2 separate regions of the Mus musculus genome follow, and region 1 is linked to region 2. A link is a contact called in ENCODE POLR2A ChIA-PET data. All regions are on one chromosome and are shown on one strand. The core of a region is the stretch at or near the end of the contact, and the rest is flanking DNA. Distances in the headings are between cores, read along the strand shown.

Region 1 (3,353 bases), core at 634-3,133, 50 kb before region 2:
CACTGGGTAACAAGAAACTGAAACAACATGTTTAAGTCCATATCAAGCCCCAGCTAGATGGCTCAGCAGGTAAAAGCACTTGTCGTCCAGTCAGATGACATGAGTTTGAGCCCTGGGACCCCCTATTAATAGTGGAAAGACAGCCCACACCTTCAAGGTGTCCTGTGACCTCCACAGAACACATCGTGGTACACACACACCAAAATAAATAAAAGTAACAGCAAAACTCTAACACGCAACGGTAGGCACATGTACTCGTCTCTGTCTGCTGCCAGATATCTCTGTCTCCCTACTTCCATCCTGGCTAAGGCAGGAGAGGAAATACATGTCAATAAAGTCACAATTACGTAAGTTCTTTTAACAACAACAAAAACAACCCTTACAAAAGCACGCCTAGGAGCCGCACTACAAATCGTTATTTTTTCCCAAGCCTTTCTCCCATGCTCCAGGCGTAACTCAGATGCCATTTCAATTCTGCTAGACTAAATTCAGCTAATTCAACTAGACTATAAGGAAGGTTAAATTAGGATGTTAGGAAAACACAGTTCTTTAGTTAAAGCCGATAAACCTACACATACAACTATGTCTAAACAGTCTGCTAAAAGCAGTTTTCATTCCGAGGCTAAACTCTCTCAACAGACCCTAAGAAACTCTTCTAACAGGCAGAAGGCTCTCTGTGAGCTTGAGGCCAACCTGGTCTACATAGTGGATTCCAAAACAGCCCAGGCTACATAAAGTCCCTGTCTGGAAAGGAAAAACAAAACAAAACAAACAAACAAACAAACAAACAAAAAAACCTCCTCTAATACACACATACGCATACACACGCGCGCGCACACCACACACACACACACACACACTTGGGGGAGGCATACTCGCTCACTAAAAAAGTGACACTTAATGGATATTTAGGGGGAGACCTTTCCAGTTCCAACACTTCACTCTAAAACACCCCGATAAAAAGTGAAGGGACTGCCTTAATGCACAAAAGACGGCAAAAGCTGGGTATCCCTAACTATCAGAGACTTCCTTTTGATGGCTGGCCAGGCCTTCCTTCAAGGGCTGATTTTCAGAATGCACAGAGTTCCAAGCGGAGGGCAGAGTCGGACTCCCCAAACAACGGGCTAAACAGGTAAACGGAACCACCGCCGACGGACCCCAAAGCCAAGTTCTCCTCTCGCTTCAGGGTCTGCAGAGTAGGCAAGTGGCCTGGAACGGCAGCATCAGGTCACACTCAAGGAACCCAAGGCAAACCCCGATGCTTGGGATCCGGTCGGCCCGAAGGTGTGCAGGATGCCACACAACTCAGGGCGCCCGGCTCACCTTGCCCCCCACTCGCTAACCAGAAAGCAAGCGCACGGCGGCGGCGTGGCCTGTGGGCCACCCACAGCAGGCTAAGGAGCGGCCACCCGTGTCCCGAGCGCCGACTCCGAGGCTCCGGAGCTCCGCGGCCTAGAGTGACACGCGCAGGGAGGCTGCAGAGAGGGAGAGAGAGAGAGAGAGCGCGGGCGGCGCAGCGGCAGCACCGCGGGCTCACGAGGCCCCGGGAGCCGCGCCACTCACCAAGCAGCCGGCGCACCTCGTCCTCGCTCAGGTAGAGGCTCACGCTGGGTCCCGCAGGAGCGGCGGCCAGGGCCGGGGACCGCGGGGCGGCGGCGGGCAGCATCGCCAGCAGCAGCAGCAGCAGCGGCGGCGGCGGGGCCCTCAGGCCGCCGCTCCCCGGGACGCCGCCCCGGCCCGCGCGCATGGCCGCCGCCGAGCAGGAGCGTCCGCCGCCCGCCGCGCCGCCGCGCACCCCGGCCCCGAGCGCCTCACAGCCCCGAGCCGGGGGCGGCCGGCCAGCTCATCGCGCCGCCGCTTCAGACCCGCCGCCCGGGAACGGGAGGGGGTGGGGGGGCGAGCTGCGGGCGGAGACGCGCGCGTGCGCGTGCCCGCCGTGCGCGAGGGCGCGCACGCATGTGCCGCCCGACCGAGAGCGCCTGGTTCTGGGGCGCGCGTGCACGGGAGAGCGTCTCAGACCTGAGGTCGGGGTGGGGGCCGCGCGTAGGGGTTGGTATAAATAACATTACGTTGTTTGCCAGGCTGAAACGCGCGAGGAATAAAGGAAATGAGTTAAAGAGACACAAACTAATCAAAAACAATAATGAAGTGCCCTGGCCAGGCGAAGGGCTCTAGGCTAATATAGCCAGTCCCCAGCCCAAGTCGTTGAGGCCTAGAGTCGGTTGGTCTCTTTATTCTTCCCCAGGTGCGCCCTGAGTCTTGGATGCTGTCTCAAAAGAAAAGAATGCTGTTTTATTTAGTGAGAAGGGACGGGTACGTAGAAATCTTCCCTTATCCCACCATCAGAGGTCAGCCTCTAGTTAGCATGTCTGTTCCCTAAAATTCACATGCCACACACTTTCCAGAAAGCAAAAACAAAAACAAAAAAAACTCATAAAACCTTAGTAAACTTTTTATTTTGTATTTTGGTTTACAGTTTGTTTGTTTGTTTGTTTGTTTTGAGACAGGGTCTCACTATGTAGCCCTGGCCCGCATGGAACTTGCTATGTAGACCAAGCTGGCCTTGAACTCACAGAGATCTGCCTGCCTCTGCTTCCCAAGTGCCAGGATTAAAGGCCTGTGCCACCCATGCCCAGCAAGCTTATTTTTACATGTGACGAACTTTTATTATCCTAGTTCTCCTTTACTGTAAATCAACCTGTATCTGGGCTTTTAACCTGTGGTCCATGCCAGCCCCCCCCTCCAAAACATGGAATGTATGTGAGTGTGTGCTTATGGCTGTACATGGCTGTCTGTGTGCATGGGTGCTTTCACATACTGGAGAGTGGTTTTTACATTTCATCCCTTGCTCTAGGAAGCCCTTGTCTCCCTAAACCGGTTAAGGATCTCTGATACATCCCAGAGACTCTGATGAAGAATTTGGGGAAGCCCCAGTCAAGCTTACTCCACAAGCCATCACTCAGGCTGGCTCCCAAGCATCCCTTCTCACTTCCTCCAGAACAGGGTCATCCCATCCCTGTGACCCGTTCACTGACCTTATGCCTCCCTCCTTGCCTGTGGAGAGCAGCTGCTTTCTGCCCGGCCTAGCTTCAAGCTCCCAGTTGCCCATCCACACGCAGGCCCTGAGAGATATTACCTGTATCCCCTGCCAGGGCAGGGAGAGAGACCGAAGAGGAGGATAGTTGGATCTTGATATTTTTCCCCCCTCTCTCCTGTAGTGAGAGGGATGGATTCCATTTGGAGACAAGCTGGCCTCAATTTGTCAAGCTTCAGTTCCCCAGCACAGAATACAGTGCCCTGCAGGAAGAGACCAGGAAGTGGGCATGAACTGAACAAAAGCATGCCATCAGTGA
Region 2 (3,264 bases), core at 56-2,555:
CCCATTATGGTGTCTGTACCTGCACTTGTCCTGGAGTTAATGGTGTTTAATGTCTAGTCTAAAAGAAATTGGAGGGTTGGCAAGATGGTTCAGTGGTTAAGAGCATTGACTGTTCTTCCAAAGGTCCTGAGTTCAAATCCCAGCAACCACATGGTGGCTCACAACTACCCATGATGAGATCTGATGCCCTCTTCTGGCTCGTCTGAAGACAGCTACAGTGTACTTATGTATAATAATAAATAAATCTTAAAAAAATAAGAAGAAAAGAAATTGGAAACACCTTTGAGCTCATAAAAATCCTTTGTCCATGGGTTTACCACAGCCTTTGCGTCTCTCCTCCCTGAAAGGTCGGAGCCAAGAGAGACAGTCCTCATGTCCCTGGGAGGAAAAAGGCAGGGAAAGGGTGAGCCGTTTTCAGTCCTCTAACCCTAAAAGGAAAAGCATTCACAAGCATCCAAGGAGATGGGCTTTGGAGATCAATTGGCTTCAGGGCATTTCTTTGGAAATCATGTTTTCTTTTTTTGGAATGGGTGGTTCTTTGCCTATTCTCTACCCCAGTCCATGCCGGAGCGGAATGGCTACATCAGACCTTTCCAAAAGAAAATGGTCACAGTGTAGCGGGTTTGTCTTCCAAGCTACCAAAAAAACAGAAACCAAGCAGGAGCAATTATGTAGTCCTCTTGTATTTCAGTGCAAGGCTATGTGAGTCCTGATGGTTTCTGCTTTAGTGGAGAGATAAGCAAGCTAAATGTGAGTTTGGGGGGGGGGGCAGGAGGCATAGCTCAATGCCAGAGTGCTCGCCTAACATGTGTGAGGACTTGGGTTCAAGACCCACTATTACAAAAACAAGAAACCAGCTCAGCTAAATGAGAGGGTGAGAGGCAATGGGTGGGGGAGCAAAGAATCCCTAGGGAGGAAGGGGGCATGAGGAGGAGGGGCTTCAAGCTGGCAGGAGCCCCTAGCCTCACCATGGACACCTTCCAGCCTGATTGTGTGAACACTTCCTGGCACAGAGTAGCTGACATTAGTAACCTCAAAAGCTCCGACACCTCTCAAGGCTACGAGGATAGCCACCGGGGAGCACAGCAACAAATGGTTCCCTCATTTTTTAATCTTTCAGGACATTTGAGCCTCTCTGAAAGTGCTTACAGAGTTTGGAAGGACAAGATGTCTCGTGATAGCCTTACTAAGACTTACTTGGCCCCAGACAAACTCAAGACTTACTAATCGGTGCCTGGAGAGCATTTCATAACTTCACCACCAGGGGCCGCTGTTTCCCCATGCTCAGGCCAACAACACAGCCACTATCCCTCCAGGAACGCAGTTTGAGAACTGCCAGTGAGTCCAAAGGAATTCCACAAATTCAGACGCCCTGGTGCCCTCTCCACCTTCCCTTCCCCCAGTCTGGGACCTACCCGACCCAGAATAATGGGAGTGTGGCTTCCCAGATCCAGAAGTAGAAGCACGACTTTTTCTCCTAGGACAGAGTTTCTTTGTGTTGTAGAGACCTACTCAAATGGTTTTGAGGTGTTTTGTTTGTTTGTTTGTTTTTGGTTTTTTTTTAAATACGTGTGTGTGTGTGTGTGTGTGTGTGTGTGTGTGTGTGTTCCCTTCTTGAGAGAGAAATGCGGGCTCTCAGAGATGTGTGTCCTTGGCTAGGAAGATTCCAGCCATGTCAATGATCTCCAAATTGGGGGGTATGCAAAATGATCTGTTAAGGGCAAGAGAAAGAACATTGTATAACATTTACTTACGTATTTACTGTGTTAGTTTTAGAGATAGAAATGTGAGAGGCACACCCCCCACCCCACCCCCCCCACCCCCGTCTCAAAAAACAAAACACCTTTGCTATCCAGACTGGCACTGATGCTTTCTGAGGTCCTGTGTCACAAGGTCAGCAGAGTGCATGCTATATAGTGAGCGTGGAAGGACGGTGGAGTCACCTCCCTGTAACCAGAATTCTATTGCATACACCCTTTCTACTTACTGGAAGGACTGGGTGTCACAAAGTAACTAAAGGAGTCCTCACGGAAGGAAGTGGGGGAGGGGTGTTTAAGCATCTTCAGAAATGAGGGCCCGAATGCAGTGTCGCCAGTACCTGCATTCGAGCTTGGAAAAATGCCTAAGATATCACTCCCGTGCCTGTCCGACCTCTCAGCTACGCAATGACACTGAACCGAGGACAGTGCTGACAAGGTGTACCATCCAAATTCAAGCTTGTCAAACCTTTTGAAACAATAGCAGGTCTCTCATTTCTGATGAGCTTGAGGTAATATCAAAGGTCCCCGAGCCTTGACCTTAACAGCAGCTCGTGACATGTGACATGCGTGCTTGCTCATGTCACAGCGGGGATGCAAGCAAAATCAGGCCAGGGCTGAGGAAGTGTGTGCCACAGCCAAGAAGACGACCTTCCTATCTTATCAACTCTTGGAGTTTGTCTGGGGCCAAGGACCCGGGTAACTGGACTCTGAAGACTGTTCCTGGCAGTCAAGGTACAGACACTCGAACCATGACCCAAGGGGACTTTGGTTCTATGAAGGCTAAAGCCTTTCATATCAGCTGTCTTCTGTGGCTTTGTTCTGCCTCGGGACCGTCTGGCACCTGGTACAGAAAGGAAGAGGCTTGAAGAAAAGGAGTCGACACATGTTCACCCGAGCGTGTTCACCCGAGCATGTTCTTCGGCTTGCTTGGTGGGGCTTTTCCAGCTCTACCCTAGTTTACCGTGCACTTCCTATCCCTGTTCAGTGGGAGGGCCTTCCTCCAAACTACATTCCTCCGTGAAATTCTTTTTTTAGGGACAGCGGATTTAAAAAGTAATCTTGTGGGATTTGTCCAAGTCTTGACAAAGGAGAAGTTCACACTGGGTGGATTTGCTGAGAAGGAATGCAAACTCACCTTTATCATTCCTGTCCAAGCTAGCAGCAGCAGGATTACTTGGGGATGAGTCTCAAAATATGCAGAGTCCTGGACCCTACTCAAGACTGCCTGACTCAGAATCTCTGAGTGGGACCAGGAGGCACATCGACAAACCCAGTCCATCTCCCCCAACTCCAAACATTACAAGATAAATTTTAAAACTTTGCAAAGACAAAGTTCGTCTCAGTGAGTTCATTTGCCTACCACGCAGGAAGCTCCAGGCTGAATCTCCAAGATTAACCGGATGGAATGGTGCGTGCCTGTAATTCCAGCCCTTGGGAGGAAGAAGAATCAGGAGTTAAGGACTCCATCTAAAGTATGTAGAATAACGAAAGACCAGTAAGATGG

Evidence for each region. ChIA-PET counts read pairs that join two places held with the same protein, here RNA polymerase II (POLR2A).
Region 1: POLR2A ChIA-PET joins it to region 2 with 26 read pairs in Patski. The contact joins the promoter of Ryk here to the enhancer-like site in region 2. POLR2A ChIA-PET finds 5 or more read pairs at or near these places in 2 of 5 experiments (Patski and embryonic stem cell).

Annotation. Positions count from the first base shown.
Region 1 is chr9:102,833,450-102,836,802 of GRCm38, reverse strand. It overlaps Ryk (receptor-like tyrosine kinase), which reads right to left and starts at 1,883. Exons shown (of 15, transcript NM_013649.3): 1 at 1,564-1,883. The coding sequence starts at 1,747.
Region 2 is chr9:102,782,577-102,785,840 of GRCm38, reverse strand. No RefSeq gene overlaps it. Among named protein-coding and RNA genes, the nearest start is that of Gm46151, 5.6 kb to the right of the region's middle. Within about 2 kb of position 1,305, at least 1 of the 3 ENCODE cell types and tissues checked has a DNase peak (open chromatin) inside an H3K27ac peak, as active enhancers do.